2 separate regions of the Mus musculus genome follow, and region 2 is linked to region 1. Evidence: chromatin loops called from intact Hi-C (ENCODE). Cell type or tissue: heart. All regions are shown on one strand. Links, peaks and the distances in the headings refer to the core of each region. The heading gives the core; the rest is flanking DNA.

The links. A loop is a pair of places that touch in the nucleus more often than their neighbours do. Peaks named below come from ENCODE experiments on the same cell type or tissue, not always from the same donor. Only the 100,000 strongest peaks of a DNase experiment are listed, where the experiment ranks them.
Region 2: it touches region 1 in a loop (2.1-fold over the local background); 6 of 42 quality-filtered maps call a loop at or near these places.

What each region holds. Positions count from the first base shown.
Region 1 is chr1:23,492,000-23,500,374 of GRCm38, forward strand. No RefSeq gene overlaps it. Among named protein-coding and RNA genes, the nearest start is that of Gm28822, 78 kb to the right of the region's middle. In heart, for the core only: a CTCF peak has its summit at 3,608 (motif pointing left); no DNase peak of the experiment used is centred there.
Region 2 is chr1:23,375,884-23,384,258 of GRCm38, forward strand. Ogfrl1 (opioid growth factor receptor-like 1) reads right to left here and starts at 7,292. Exons shown (of 7, transcript NM_001081079.1): 1 at 6,932-7,292; 2 at 3,089-3,175; 3 at 2,843-2,921; 4 at 288-366; 5 at 105-171. The coding sequence starts at 7,168. In heart, for the core only: no CTCF peak of the experiment used is centred there; DNase peaks (open chromatin) are centred at 4,438 and 7,528; H3K4me3 peaks cover 2,038 bases; H3K27ac peaks cover 1,923 bases.

The DNA of each region.
Region 1 (8,375 bases), core at 222-8,221:
GGGGCCATCTATTCTAGAAACCTGAGCCCAGAGACTCAGATAGAAACATCAAGACTAACTAAATAAGTTGTGTATATGAGATATACTAGTCTGTGGGATGTGCATGATATTAACATTTATATAGTGTCAACTATGGGGTCATACACTTTTCTAAGCACTTTGACAATATCTAATAGACGCTTTTAGTGTTGTGTATCCATGTCACTTTGGAGAAAACAAAGGCACAGAGAAGATAGGAGATGCTCTAGAGGTCACAAAACCAGTAGATAACTGACTGACACTTGAACTAGGGTTTCTCCTTCAAAGAACAAAAGAATGAATATTTTAGACTATCTCTCTTGAACATGCCAACACATTCTGTACTACCTATCTATAAATATCACTTTTATTTCCTCAGATGAAAGGATGAAATGACAGCCATTACCCAAGCTGTACAAATACATGGCTTGGACTGAGCCCAGAGCATTTCTTTCTCTGCTCTAACTACCCCAAGGCCTAGGTATGGACTATGTATAATACTATGTATAATCCAATCCTTCAGGCTGACTGTTTCAATCCAGCTTCTCTCAGTGTCTCCCTCAAATGCTCTACTTGGTCTCACACTAACTTTGGCAATTGGTTCTAATCTTGTGGCTGCCTCTCACTTTTCAGCTCACTCTGTGTTAACCTGTGTCTAGTTTGTTCTCTCTCCCTGATCACTTATGTCCTCTTTCTTTCCTGTGCTGATCTCTTGAGAGTTGGGTTTATCCTATCTCAGACTCATTCTGTCAAATCTTTCTCTGACTCGACACTTTGTCTGCCTCTCAATCAGACATCACATTTAAACATGGCTGGGTTTTTTTTTTCTTTCTGCAAACTAACCTTACCTTCATCATTAAGGATTAAAAGTGTATACTAAGGGCATGTCTGTATTCCAGCCAGATCATATAGATCTATATAATCTTTGGGCGTGATCCCTTGCCAGAGCAGCCATGTTGTTGCTTGATTAAAATTTCTCTAATTCTCCCAATACCTTTTTAGCATCTGATAAAATGGCAGTTGGTAGGATAAACACAAATTTGCTAGGCATTTATCATAGCATTGCCAGTAAAATTTTATCATTCCCCAGTGAAAGGAGAGTTTGAATAGATGTTTGTTTTCATGATTTGGGCATTTTTCCATTTTCCTAATTGGTTCTTCCTTGGTTTGAGCCCAAGAGAAAGCCCAGTGGACACTCAAAGGGATGCTCACAGTGCCTGCCTTTTACATAACCCAGCTGCAGGATGCTGGGAAGGAATGCTGAGGTCAGACTGAAAGCTGGCTGGTGTCCTAAGTCCCACAGCCAAAAGATTTACCCTTTAGAGTAGAGCTCTGAAGAGTATACCTGTGAAGAGTCCTATAGGAAGAAGCGAAGCATGCTGCCTGCTCCAGAAGTCGTGTCAATAAGGAGCTAAGATTTCACTTTACTCAGAGGAAGCACAAGGACAATTGCTAAGTGCTCAGTGAGTCTACAGAGGATGTAAGAGCAGCAGGAAAAGTTAGGCTGGGTATCAGAATGTCTGAATTAAACTTTCCAATTAGTAGAACTCTGGAATGCCAATTGGGCCCTTGGAAGAGCAGGCTGCACATTTGAGGGGGGTATGCTTGCCTACGGTAGAAGACTATGACTGTCTTGAATCAGATCCACACCCAACCCCTTCTGGAATACAGTAGACATTCACTAAACATCAAGTACGCAATGACTCTTTTTTTTTTTATATCAACTTCTTCCAGGGCTCCATGCCTTTATCTTGAAATTCCTCCCAGAAATCTTGACCCAGTTGTCATTTTTATCCACAGAAAAAATGAATCAAACCATCATCCTCTTCCTGATACCAGCTCTTTCTGCTGACATGCTCATCAGAACCCATGACTTAAACTATTGATCCCCCTGACAGGGTGAATTACCTTTTTACATTTCATGTCTTTGTATCAACCTTGTGTAGTCCTAAATCTTGTTCATTTCCTCTTAGTCTTTCTCGGATTTCTCTATCCTTGGGTCCCCTCTGGAATTATTCTTAATCCCTCTGACTGGCATGCCCCAAACCTCCTGGCTTTCCCTTTTATAAACAAGCCACATGTCTAAATTTTCTTGACTCTGATGCTCTCGGAACATATTTTAAAATAAATATGTCATCTTAGAGCTAAAAGTTAAAAATTCTGATAAATCATAATCTTCCTTTAAAACCTTAATTGTCTCACAATATTCATATAAGATCATAAAATATATTTATATAAATGTAATATCTACAAATATAAAATTATATATAGTATATATACAAATATAAGTATGTATGCTTATATATAAATATCAATTATTTGATATATGTAAATGTGTATTTAATACATAGATAGATAGATAGATAGATAGATAGATAGATAGATAGATAGATAGATATGGAGATGGGAGATGGACATGGAGATTCAAATGGACATAGAGATGGACATGGAGATGGACATAGAGAGAGAGAGATAGAGATTTTCCTCTGTAGACCCACGGACTGAGACAAAGTCAAGGGGTCAACAAAATGCAGACCAGTAATTTGAGCTTGTAGAATTCAATATAAAGAATTATTAGCTACGTAAAGGTCTATCTAGATAAGGACATAAGAGAGAGCTCTGGAGTTTGAGATAGTTTCATTGGGCAGCTGCTATCCCTGTATAGATGAAAGGGGCTCTGGAGGACTGAAGAAGACTCAAGGCTATCTCTAGAGGTCAGGACTGCATAAATCCACATCTGGTTCCTATGAAAATGAAAAATCCTTATGGGAAGCCCATTTTCGGGAACCACCACTACTCTGTGATGGTAAGCAGTGCAGGATTCACTAACACTCACACCAGGCATTTTCTGCTGCTCAAAACTAAAACCTACTGGATTTTAAAAGCAATACCACCCCACAGTCTCTCTCTACCAGCTTCTAGTGACATCGTATCATGGAACAGAGGAAAAAGAAGCACACAGAACAACTCAAGGCCATGAGAAAAGGTGAAGAAAAGCTAATATGACGGATAAACACTGAGACAGCACAGGCCTGCTGTGGGTTACTTACCTTATATGTAACATCAGAGTTCCCTGTAGTACTCCCTTCTTCTGAACTCATGTTTCACACTATGGAGATTGTTGTTGCTGTACTAACTTGGTGCAACTAGCTACCCTAAGTATCATTTTACCTTCTACTTCATGAGAGGCACCAGTCTATGTCAATGCTAGATGTTCAAGCTGGTTTCTAAGCTGATTTGTGTCTTTTATGCCTAATTCTTGCATAATGTCTACCCCTTAATTCCCAAGCTTCTGCAGCCTGATGCATATTTCCTTTCCTTCAGTCTCTTAGCCCATTTGGAAGCACTGGGTTGTGCTTCCTCGCTGCTGTGAGAACCTCTCCCCCCGCACGCCTTTGTTATCTCTCAGGATCCCACGCATTTCCTTTTATCCTGAAATATATTTGAATGTGATTTGAACGCCATGCTCTACTGTTGCTCTTTCTCTCCCTAAACATATAATTAGGTTTTCCGAACATTTGTAAAGAGGAGTAGGCTTAGAGTAGTTTTAATTACCATTTTTAAATTAATCACTGTCTCTGGACTGCCCTCTTCTGGTTGTTTTTTAAAAGTGTTAAGGAGCAGGAATGCTTACATTGCAGAATATGGGGTTCCCTCACTACTTCAAAGATCTTGCATTCATAAGACTACTATACCTGACAGTAAATTCCTATTACTTAGATCCCCTCACCCCCCACCCCACCCCCACACAATCGTCACTGTTTTTTCCTAGTCCACATTAGAGTCCTGGCTTTGTCCTGGGGGGGAACCTTCATTTGTCAGCTTTGAGGAGTGTCTACATCCTTCAGCATTATCTCAAACTGTGCCTCACACAGATACTTGAAACCATAACATTCTCTCCCTCCCACCTTCAATGTCTGCCCTCTGAGGACTAGTTAAGTTTTCTAGGTAGATGTTTGCTATTTTGTTATTGTTCTATTGTTGTTTGTTTTGTTGTTGTTTTGTTTTGTCATTGTTTCTTCTCTTCTCTCTTCTCTTCTCTTCTCTTCTCTTCTCTTCTCTTCTCTTCTCTTCTCTTCTCTTCTCTTCTCTTCTCTTCTCTTCTCTTCTTTCTTCTTTTCCCTTCCCTTCTTCTTTCCCTTTCTCTTTCCCTTCCTCCTTTCCCTTCTCTTTCCCTTCCCTTCCCTTCCCTTCCCTTCCCTTCCCTTCCCTTCCCTTCCCTTCCCTTCCTTTCCCTTCCCTTCCTTTCCCTTCTCTTTCCCTTCCCTTCTCTTTCCCTTCTCTTCCCTTCCCTTCCCTTCCCTTCCCTTCCCTTCCCTTCCCTTCCCTTCCCTTCCCTTCCCTTCCCTTCCCTTCTCTTCTTTTCTTTCCAGCTAGTACAGAGCCCAGAGACTCACCTCTGCTAAAAAGGGTGCTTCTGCCCCTGAGCTGGCCCAATGCTTGCTGTTTGAAAGTCAGATTGACCAGACAGCGCTATTGCTTGGCATCCTCTGAACATATGCTAACCTGCTGCTCTCTTGCTACTGGAGATTTGCCATCATGTTCTCCTAATTTGGGGTCTTTTGGGAAACTATCACTTGCTAGTCATTGGTTTCTCTGCCCTGGTTGTTCAGAATGTTTTATGGGGGAAATGTGGAGGAATATGGGGCCATCTTCCTCCAGTCTCATACCAGAACCCTTTATTTATCTGATCGGCATACTTTGCACATGGAAATGGTTTAATAGGTCATTTGATAAGCAAATTGCGCAGTTAGAGGTGTCATGTCCTCCATACACTCTGGACAAGGGGCAAGAAATGCAGGCATCAGAAAGGAGGTAACCGATTATGAGGCGCATCTGATGGCTGCCCCTACTTTGTCTTCTTCCCCTCTCCCATCGTCTTCCCCTCTGCCTCCCTCTTTATATGTTGCAGGATTCATACTAATATTTAAGAAGTCTTTTCTTCTAAATTCACGAGTAAGATGTTTCCCTTTCTCAAAGTTCTTGCTAGGCTTGTTAGCAAGACCCCTCTCGAATTTTGTAATGAGTTGTCAACTGGCTCCCCTTTTTCTCTAATCTGGAATAGTGTCTGATGGGAGCCACCCATCACATGATACCAGCTATATTAAATTGGAAAAGCAATTTGTGACAGCCACATTTTTTTAGTAGGAAGGTTTAAATTACTGAATTAATTTAATGGATATAAGAACAGTGATATTTATTAATAATTGTCTAGTCCCATTGTAAATGCCACTTTAAAATTTCTCATTTAGTTCTCTTATATCTTTCTCTCCTCTTCCTGATTCTCCTGCATCTCTTTCTATCCATAATATCTATGCTCCGTTTTCTTGCCTTAGATTTGCCAGTAGTTTATTAAATGAATTCCTTTTGAATAATTCACTCTGACTGGATATTCTGGAAACTTCTAATACATGTGGGCATTTCATCTTATTCAATCCACATTGGTTTATAATCATCTTTTTACTTTCACTTTATTAACATCATAATATAAACAATTGAATTCTCACACCCTAATTGTTAGGGCCAGTAGTTTTCCTTTAAGCACTAACTTAGTTGAATCCAACAAGTTTTAAGGGAAGACTTTTCATTTCATTTGATTCTAAATATTTCCTGACTTGTTGTAAGTCATTTAGAAATATGGCTTTTTGTTTGTTTGTTTGTATTTTTGGTTTTTCGAGACAGGGTTTCTCTGTGTAGCCCTGGTTATCCAGGAACTCAATTTGTAGACCAGGCTAGCCTCGAACTCAGAAATCCATCTGCCTCTGCCTCCTGAGTGCTGGGATTAAAGGCGTGTGCCACCTTTCTTCATTTTTTGAATACATAGTCTTTCCCTGGTTTTTATTGAATTCTAACTATTGCTAGAAAATAGAAATTATGATACCAATGTTTTCAGCTTTTGCATTTTGCTTCACAGTCAGTTTGTATCTGTGTAAATATTCTATGGGCCCTTTAAAGAAATAAATTGTATATTTTCTTGTTGATGGATATTGTATTCTTCTTAGGGCTATTGGCTCAAGCTTGTTCACTGTGGTGTTGAATTGTTTTATATACTCACTGAGCCTCTTATTTTCATTTTAAAAACTCTTAAGAAATTCACAGAAGGAACTGGGGAGATGGCTCAGCAATTACAAGCCTTGGGACCTGGATTTGATTCCCCCAGCACCCACAGAAGGACTCCTAACCATCTGTAACTCCAATACCAGGAAATCTGACTCCTTCTTCTGGCTTCTATGGGCACTGATTACAGATGATGCACAAACATACATGTAGACAAATAAATATTAAAATAAATAATATAATAAGAATAACAAAAAGATCCACAGGAGACCCACAACAATGATTGTTTTGAAGAAGAGACCCAGGTGACCATGGAAGAGTGCTGAGTTCTGTATTGTATATCTAGTGGTATTGCTTCCCCATGTCTGGACTCTGCCTCTTGGGAAATGACAAAGAACTCCCCACACTATGTCCCTTACCTCAGCTTTACTCTGGGACAGAGCCCACACCACAACTCTCCCATCTTATAGCCCTTTGTTAAAAAGACTAACTTTAGACTGAACCTGAAAGTGCATTTTCCCTCGTAGAGAATATAGAAGGACGCCAAATCCTTGGCCACATCTCTTTGTAGGGTCTTAGCTATCAAATTCATTGTAATATTTCAGTGTTTGAGTTAAAGTAACCCTTGCCCAATTTAGTAATGACTCTAAGGTAGCCTGGCAATGCTAGACATTTAGTATGACAAAGTAAGTTGTAAGGTGTTTCCCACTAGTGAGAAGGTGAACACTTTTCATGGAAGGGCAAAAAACATGTTTTCCAAATAGTTGTTCATTTACTTATTCCTTGAATTCTGTTATTTTGTGGAGTCCCAGGATTATGACTTTCTCCCTTGTATGTGTGTAAGATTTCTTTAAGTGTTTTCTCCAGTGCTATCTTGGTGGTCTGTGGGGCAAATAAAACCATGGCACCAGACAAAAACTGAGAAGGTTGAGCAGATTCAGAAACTCCAGTAATTCTCTTATCTGAGAACAGTGGGCATTTCACTTTTTCCCACCCTGGTTCCTGTCCTAGAGCATGTGATCATGACACCCCAAATGAGGATTGTAACAACTAGTCACTTAGCACAGGACACAGAGTTCTCCATGCTAATGAGGTGTCTAGATGGGCCCTGAAGATTTAGCCAATAAGTTTCCCTTCTTGGGCATTCCTTCCTGCAAAAGATCTTTAATCTCTGGTCCACGCTGAGTAAGTGGTATGCATTCATTTTTTTCACTATAAATAAACAGTTTGGACAAGCAAGGACTGTTTCTCTCATCAAGAACCATTGTGGGATGAAGCCTTCATCATACAGAGCTGTGCTGCCTAAGTCTCTAGAAGAAGGTCCTTCACCTTTGAGCTAAGCGGGATTCTCCCTCCCCTCCCCCCATCCCCCAGCCCCCTGGCTCTGTTCCTGACTCCTAGTGGATCCCAGCAGCATCTGTGTGTCCCGGAATTTGGAAAGCCCAGCTTTGGCCCCAGCCTGTGTCATTTCTCACCCGGGCTGGGGCCCCTATCTTAGGCTGTGTTCTGCCACACCTGAGCCGATATCTTCCATGAACCGGGCAACTCTGGCTGCAGAGATGGAATGTAGCCTAGCACCTCCAGCAATGAAGCAAAACAGGGATCCATGTTTCTCCATTAATCCAAAAGGATAATTTAATTAGATATATCAACTTTATTTGGCAGTTATTTACTTTAAAGACTTTCAACATAGTGTTACATGTTTTCCTGTCTTTTAAAGTTTCTGCTGAAAGGACTGATACAATGACAGTAAATTTGCCCTTGAAAATAGCTTGGTTCCTTCTTCTAACTTTTGATGTTTTATTTGTTTGTTTTATATTCTTGACATTTGAACATGTAAAAATTAGAAAAGAACCAAATATTATCAACATCATGAACATCAAAATCTCTAATATAAAGAAGAAAAAAAGGCCCAGGTGCCAGCTCCAGGGCACCTTGGTTGCAGACAGTCCCAAGGTCCCCAGAGGACTGACTCTCCACACTGCAAATGCCCTGGCATGCCCAGGATCTTGGGATCACTGGTGAGTAGAACACAACATCTGTTCCAAAAAAATCGTGGGGGGCCCGTGACAGCAGGAGCAAGGACACAGGAGCCCTGCATGACCAGCGGCTTCATTTCTGGTCGGTGCTGGTATACCTTGGTTTCAAACACACCAGACAGCCCCACGGACCCCAGAGGAGACACCACTTCTAGGCACTGTAACACGCCCAGGATCTTAGGATGCCAGGATACCAGGAGCTTGGTCACACCAGGATATCAGGGTCTCAGAGGAAGCTTGACTGCCAATACCTCTGACACA
Region 2 (8,375 bases), core at 132-8,131, 120 kb before region 1:
AAAGGGGGGCGAGAAGTCAATTGAAATGACTCGGTTGCTATCAGGACAATAAAATGATGATATTATTTGGCTGCCTTATGGAAAGTGAATTGAGATTGCATTACCTCGATTTCATATGTGGTTAATTCTTTAGCATAAAAGTTCAAGCCTTGTTCTCTCAGGGGGAAAAGCCTTGATTGTTAAAAAAAAAAAAAAAAAAAAAAAGAAATAACAATTTTCAGTTAACGTTGTCTTGAAAACCTAAGATTAAACAGGACAGGGCTCATGGCGGCGAGCGTGTTACTGACCATTGGATGTACGTGTGGTTGTGCTCCAGCTTCTCGTAGTCCCCTTTCCACTTATTTAGAACCTCTTCAATGTAAACACCTATGTGGCAAATATATTGAGAAAAATGGAACCATTCATTAAAAACATGGGGATGGCATTAAAACATGTGAGTTAACACGAGTCTTAAAAGTGTTCAGTTTAAAAGCAACACAAGAATGATCCTAAAAGTGGACTATCCTATGCCATACACCCAGTAATGTTAAAAGCCCAATTAAAATAAAGACAGCAGCACCACAGGTTACAGAAGTGCATACTGGGTGATGCACAGAGGGTGGCAAAGGATGGCCTAACGAGCGTTTTGTAAATAACACAAGACAACGTTTTGTGAGAATATACACAAGCACACATTTTTATACTGCTCACACCTGCAGGCTTGAGTGCTTCAATGGACTATTTTCCAAAGCCTAACATATTTGCTGTCTGCCTCTGTGCAGGGAAACTACTTCAAACAACATTACCATCTCCACATGACTAACAGGAAAACACTGCTCTTACATGGAATATTTGTGCAGAGTCTCACATTAGTAAATTAATAACAACGACAATTTGTTCAGTGTCACACACTAGTTACAAAGTCGTGTGGGAGTGGAACACAAGTCTTCGAAGTCTTCGTGCCTGCACAAAGCAGGCCCTTTGGCAATGGCTCACGCTCGCCAGTAAGAACGTAAGGAAATCCTCGTGACCCTCAAGTCTGCCACAGTCCTCATCTGGGGCCAGTTAGCTAATCTTACAGAAAGCAAACAAAATCATCAACAACAAAACAAAGAACAAAACCAAAAACACACCCACAACTCATCTCCTCCTTTCCTCAAAGACCAGCAGCCTGACCCCAAGGCCCCTCCCAGAAATCTGCAACACCATTTTTCCTTCAGTATTATTAACATGCTGGAGTCATTTTCCCGTGGTTATATCGTTTTTTTTTTTTGTTTTTTTTTTAATCAACGGTAAATACACTGTGCATTATACCCTCCAAACTTCTGAATACCAAAAAGTTCAAGTTACCTGCATTTGCCCATTTCAGCAACACTCCTCAGGACAAAATGTCAGGATTCCCCCCTTCTAAACACCACCTCCAAACTTTGAACTCTCTTCCAGCATTCCCACGACTCTCTCCTTCCCATGGTTGTGGCATTCTGAAACGTTTGTGTCTTAGGGGTTCCTACTGCTTTGACAGAGCCATGACCAAAAGCAACACTGGGAGGAAGGGACTTAATTCTCTCACATTTTCATATCACATTCCATCACTTAAAGGAAGGACGGCCAGAAACTCAGCGCAGGGAATGAAGCAAAGGCCATAGAGGAATACTGTTTACTAGCTTGCTCTGTCTACTATTTCATACCATCCAGGCCCACCAGCCCAGGGACAGCACTGCCCGTGGAGAGGTAACCCCCGAGCTCACGCGCGCGCGCACACACACACACACACACACACACACACACACACACACACACACACGTTAGTCATCACTCCAGAGAATGCCCCACAGGCCAATCTGGCAGGCATACTTTCTCAGCTCAGGCTCCCTCTTCCCGACCGACTCCAGCTTGTGTTGGTTGATATAAAGCTAGCCAGCACAGCTCACAATCTAGGACTTTCACCAGCTGACTCATGGCTCTGAATGTCACTCAACTTTCACTGAGAGCGAATGACAACAATCAGGACAATCGGGCCACCCCACACTGAACTCCTCAGGAGTGTATCTGGCTTCTGTTTGCCTACACACAGTTCAGATACCCACTGTGAGGCCCACCGGGCTGCCCCAGTGTTTGGCTTATCTGCCAGTTTGTAATCTGCGAGTTTTCACTATGGGCTTGGGAAGGCTCCTATTCTATGAGGGAGGTCGTACGATTGTGAACGAGGCACATTTATTTGGTCCGGTTTGAACTAGGATTGCTGTAGTTCCCCAACCCTTGATTTTGAAAAGTGACAGAAGAAATTCTAAAGACAAACACTGTATTTGCTCATCTTCTAAGTAATTATTTTTAGGTATGGCACAGCAAAAAGAACCGTGGACCCGAGAACAACTTAGGTCCACTCTAAAATTGATTCTGTGGCCCAGCAAGTCAGCCATTCAGGTTTCAAATCCCAGGAACCACATCTTCAAGATGAAAAAGCTGAATCTGACCCCCTCCAAGGTCTAACCAGTTAAAATTCAATAGCTCTACAAGACTTTCCTCCTTTCTGCTCATAAAAGTTAAAACTCCCTAAATGAAAGAAACTAAACTAAACCAGCAAACAGAAACCCTGCCCCTCCTAACTTGTCAATAACCACCAAGACACACAGATAGTGAGAAGATGCAACTAACCAATATCTATTTCTCCACAGCTCACTAAATGGATGGAAGCAGCCCTACCCGCCAGGGCTCCGGGGACACATCAGCCGGCACGGCAAGCCAAAACCAAGGTAACCATCCAGCAAATGCAGCAAGAAGGCGTGAAGCCCAGAAGAAGGAACGCACGCCCAGGTACATGTTATTGTTTAAAACCTGCATGTTAGCAAGGAGGCTTACTCACCATCCGGCTTAAATGGAATTTTGTTCTTATAAAAGCGAAGGTTGCTCAAGTCATTTTGATATCGGATATCTTTGAAGTTCTGCTAGAGGAAAAGATAAATTAATCTCTGGTGTATAGAAACACACACACACACACACACACACACACACACACACACACACACGGCACAAGGACCCTTCGGACATGTTTGTTTACCGGAAGAGTAAAATCAGAGAAACACATTGAAAAGGCACAGCAGTGTCTTACTGGGTACTGATGTCGGTACTTGTACAGATCCCTCGCGGCATAGAAGCTTCTCTTTGGTTTGGCATTTCCTTCCGTGGACTCGCCGCCCTAGGACACAAAGTGGAACTCCACTTACACAGAGAACCATACCGAGAAACTTCTGGAACAAACTTAAAATAGTCAACCTCCATAAAGATCCCTGAGCATTTCCAACCTGCCAAGATGAAGGAAATGATTCTGTCTCTTCCGTGATGCTTTCGAGCTGTGCTTGCTGGCATCAACCTGCCTTATTTGCACTAAAAACTTCTGTCCTAAGGTATATCACTAAATAAAAAGACTTTATCGTTCAGTGCCTGTGGAGGGCAAATGCTAAGCATCAGTAACGATGCAGAACAGTGCTCAGAACGAATTGAAAACATGTTCCACCAGCTGTTATACAATGGAGCCTGTGACAAAGCGTATTTCCTAGGGTGCCGTGAAAGGGTTAAGTTGGTAAATCAATTCTATGCAGAAGATTCTCATTAAATTTGCATCTCCTGGCTGCGCCTGAAAGTCAAGCAGTATTTATGAAAGAAAAGGAGGGCTTTAAACTAAATTAGCTTTCTAAACTATTTCAAAGCACCATAACAAACATACAAGGCATGAGTAATCATCTGCCCATTCAATGATCAGTGGGCTAGAAATCAGCAAACTTGACATAAGTACACAGAGCAAGACAGAGCTCTCGGGTGAAACAAACACTGAAGTACTTTCTATGTGATAGCTTGCTCATGCTGTTTACAAAGTGCCAGCAATGTGATGTCATTTTAAACGGAGAAGATGCAGGTCTAATAACCTCTAATTATCCAGACCATATGCTGTATGGCAAAATGCACTTGTCCAGTGACACACAGGACTGTACAACGGAACATGATAAAGAAGACCGCGGTGCTGAGATATGAATATTCAAGAAGTCTGCCCCCAACCCTTTGTCTCAACCCTTCCCACCCTGTCTGTGCTGACAGACTGGCATCATCTAAGCAGCTTTCACGCATTTCTGAAGTGGTGTGATTTCTCACTCTTACTACAAGTACAGAGATACTTTAACACCCAGCCCTCCGCTGTTTAACAGTCGTTACACTGTCATGTTACATAAGCAAGGAAAAGCTCCAATTCTGGTTCTTGCCACACTTTTCAAAATAGCTCTGCCTAGCAAGGTTCAGAATCTATTTAGCCTGAGCTACAACCACAAGCACTTGCAGAGAGCACGTTCCCATTTACCAAACACTTCCGTGCAACACGCCTGACTGACAGTTATTAGTGCCAGCATCTTGGGAACAAGGCTGCCGGAACTTAAGAGGAAGTGAACAAGGCTCAGAGCCCAGCAACAGTGTAAGAAGTCGCTGCTTCCCATGTCTGACTAATTGGGTCGGAACCAGTTTTGTCCCTGCTAGAAGTGATGGATATTTGAAAAATCCTGTCATGAAGATCAACGACCCAAGTCTCTGGATCCAGGAGAGTAGTGCGAGGCTTCGTTCTGCTCCTTAATATGTGTGAGGCCTTAAGCAAATCATTTAGCTGAATCTTAGTTTCATCATCTGTGAAACGAAGCTAATGACTCACGGCCTGCCTGTTCCCCAAGACTACCATGTAAATGACGGCATCCCTCAGCCCGCCAGAGTCTGCCCCATTCACTGCTGTACCCTGGCCGCTTTCACCTCCTCAGCAAGGAATCTGCTCCTTAATTCCCCTTCCCTGGATCATCAAAACTTGGCTCTTCCAAACCATTCCATGCAACCACCAAACACACTGTAGTCTCTCCAATCCTAAGCATAACGCCTCCCTTGACCCAGGTCTACCCTACTTGCAGGCTGTGTCTCTGCTTTCTTCTGAAGTGAATCTTCACCAAGGAACTGACACTCTGTCCAGGGCATTGCTTTAAAATGGGACTATTAGGAACTTTCCAAACCAATCCCCCATTTACTCAAATCATGTCTCAGCGGTCATCCCAGGGACTTCCCAGCAGCTGGGACCCTGTAAGGCCCTGAAGCAGTGTTAACACTTAGCTGTCAGAATACCACTCTCTCCTGACTTGCTTCCTGTACCATTGCTCCCCTTTTTCTCGTCTTAATCACAACCCGTATAGACAGCCTTATTCTCACCCCTCATGACTCTTTGATGACCTCTTATCTTGCATTGATTTTTTTTTTTTGAGTACAACTTATCCTAAATGCATGCCTATAGCTCCAGCTTAGACAGTATCTATGTATAGATACTAAATGCAAGCCTATAGCTCCAGCCTAGACGGAGCATCTATTTATAGAGACCATTAACTACTCGCCCATCCACTTGGGTGTCTAATAGGACGCAAAACTTAGCATAAGCCTTGACTTAACCTCTGAAACATCTTTCACCCCAGGTTTCCTCACCTCAGTTAGTGGTACCATCTTTTGTCTAACGTTTACAGAGATGGATGAGAGCAAAGACAGTGAGCGGGTGAAACCAGTCTGCAACCTCCTTTAAAGGGGGAACTGACCGGTCCGCATAGTGGGCAAATAGAGTAAGGAGTCAAAACAGCGTCACAACGATTATTTAAGAAGTCTGGTGGAACTTCCAGGAACAAAAATTAACAATTAAAGGATGCTCTATTCTTACTCAGGTTGCAGAGTATTTGTTGAAATGGTATGTTATTTTACAATTGACCTAGTTAATTGTATTAACAAGTTTTGTTTTTGTTTCTTTAATTCCAAACTTCTCAGTGGCTATTTGCTATTTACTTGGAAGACAAATGGGAGGATAAGACGCTGAAATGTGGCATGCGCTATTGTTTTGGGGTTGAGCACATAACACTAAGTGCAAAATACAAACGGGAACAGAAGACAAGGGCGGCCAAGATCTCATTAGCAGGGCCAAGGCCCTCACTTTGGCCACAGACATACTTTTCTCCTCGTATGCTTTGGGCAAGATTTCCTTTAAGGCTCACAGTTCTCCAAAATGGGGAATTAAAACGGACCGCACACCTGGAAATTGCATTCCATTCAATAACACGCTCAATTAACCTGGATGGGAAGGCTCGGACTTCCTGGAAAGGTGATGCTTCCCCTAAAGTCACATTGGATTTTGGGCTCCATTTTCCTTCAAGTTGTAAGAGGGAGGCCTAATACAGAACCACCAACCTTAAACGGTGCAGACTTCTTTAAAAATATACAGTTCCTCCTTTTAAAAGTTTCTGAAGCCACAAGAGGTTAAGGGACGCCATCTATCTCTCTTCTAACCTATCTACCTAATTGTATTGGTCAACTGACTTAAGCTTGGTTGGATCAACAAGTCTTCTGGGTGAACGTAAATGTTAAAGGAATACTCAAGTCGTTGAAAGGTTTCTCTTGGGGAAATGAACGGTGTTATTTTAAGTTTGCTCAGGAACCTTCTGTGATACTTTTAATGCCCGTTGGACCCTCGCTGGGAGGGGGAGGCTGCGGGCCGCTTCACAACTGCAGTTGTCTTGCTCTGAATAATATTTTAAATCTTTTTTTAAAAAATTAAAATTAAAAAAAAATCAATAACAGGCACTGGCCGGGTCCTCCTCACAATCTTCTATTTTTAGTTTAGTTCCTCCCACCCCACCTTCGCATCACCCAGCTGCGCTGCAGAGGCAAAGAGAACACCGAGTGGGGTCGGGGTCTGCCTTGGGGAGACTTCCCTGCGAGGTTCACAGCAAGGCCCCCTGGGCTAGCAGCTAGCCACCTGGGCACCGCAGGCTCCCTTAGGTCGGGTGCCCGGGCCAAGCACGCCGAGCATCCCGCCCTGCATCCCCGGGGGCAGTCCCCTCCCGGGCGCCGGGAGCACGACCTCGCCGGGCCCACCGTGGGTCCCGGGGCCGCGTACCTGCTCCGCGCCCGCCGCCTCGGCGTGGTCCTCGGGCACGGGGCTGGCGCGGGGCCGCCCTCCGGCTCTCTCGGGAGGTTGCTTGGGCTGCTCCGGCTCGTCGTGCTGCTGGCCCTCGCCACCGCCTGCCGGCCCCGGCTGCTCGGGCTCGGGCTCCGAATCGGTCTGCCAGGTGGAGTCGCAGTCCTCCACGGTGGTGGGCTCGCGGAAGCTGACCCCGCCGAGCAGGTTGCCCATTGAAGAGGCGGCGGCGGGCGCGGGCTGCGGTAGCGCGCTAGGGCCCGGGCATGGCCGCGCTCCGCTCGCTCGGGGCGCAGGCGGCTGCTCGCCCGGCCCGCGCCGCACAGCTCAGCGCGGCCGCCGGCGCTCCGGCGCACAGGCGGGGAGGAGCCGGGCCCCCCGGAGCCGCCGCCGCACGCGTCCCAGCCAGCCCATCCCGCCGCCGCCCCGCCCTGCCCCGCCCCGCCCCAGCGAAGCCAACCCACTCCCGAGCGCGCGGCACCAGCTCCACCGGGACGCGCCCCCCTCCACGGTCCCCGGGAGTGGCCAGGGGTCAGCTGCCCCGCCCCCTGTGGACCGGGATCCGCCCCCTTGGGGCTCCTCCCAGCCAAGCGAGAAGCCTGATCCCGCCCAGGTCAGAGAGTGGAAGGAGGTGTCTCCATCAGCAGACCGGTCCTGCCCACACCCCCGCCCCCACTGGCTGCTCCAAGAGGAAGACAAATTAGCCACAGCAGAAGACAAAAGCTAATCTTGACAGTGCACCCTCTAAACAGGAAATCCAAGCTTCGGGAACAGTACTTAAGGCCACCTAGAATCCCTGCGGTCTATAAAATAAAAGTCAGAGCTCTCTGTCCCCTCATCTTAAAAGCAAACTTCTCTCGAAACAAAGGAGCAAGAAGAATTAGGCCAGCACATTTATTTCATCAGTGAGTAGTCCACATTTGTGCTCTGGGCAGAAAAACGTCGGCATTTATACAATGAACAGGCTGGTTCTAAGTGGAGTGCTGAAGACTATGGTTCTAAGGACCAGAGGCAAACCTGCTGTAAGAATACTTCTAGGCAAAATAACAACCAAAGCATCTGAAAATGGCAGAGCGTGAAACCAACTCCAGGAGCTAGTGGCCCGATGCCTGCACCTGAGTCTTGATGGGATTTTTTCTGCCGTGGGACATTGCCTGGGATCATGGGTTAGTTTTATTAGATGCATCAATTGTACTCAGAACTAGTAATTAAATAGATTGCAAATCCAGGTAGATGGGTATTGCTTAAGGAAGATTTGGCTAGAAGATGCCTCTCCACAGATAAATCAGTGGTTGTTTCTTTCCAAACTTCACAGTAGGGTGTGACTCTACTAGCAGTTTCTGGCTTTGGACAGGTCACGTAACTTCTTGAGACCCCGGTAGTCTCCTCATCTTCAAAATGAAGCCAGGTTTTTCTCTCTGGA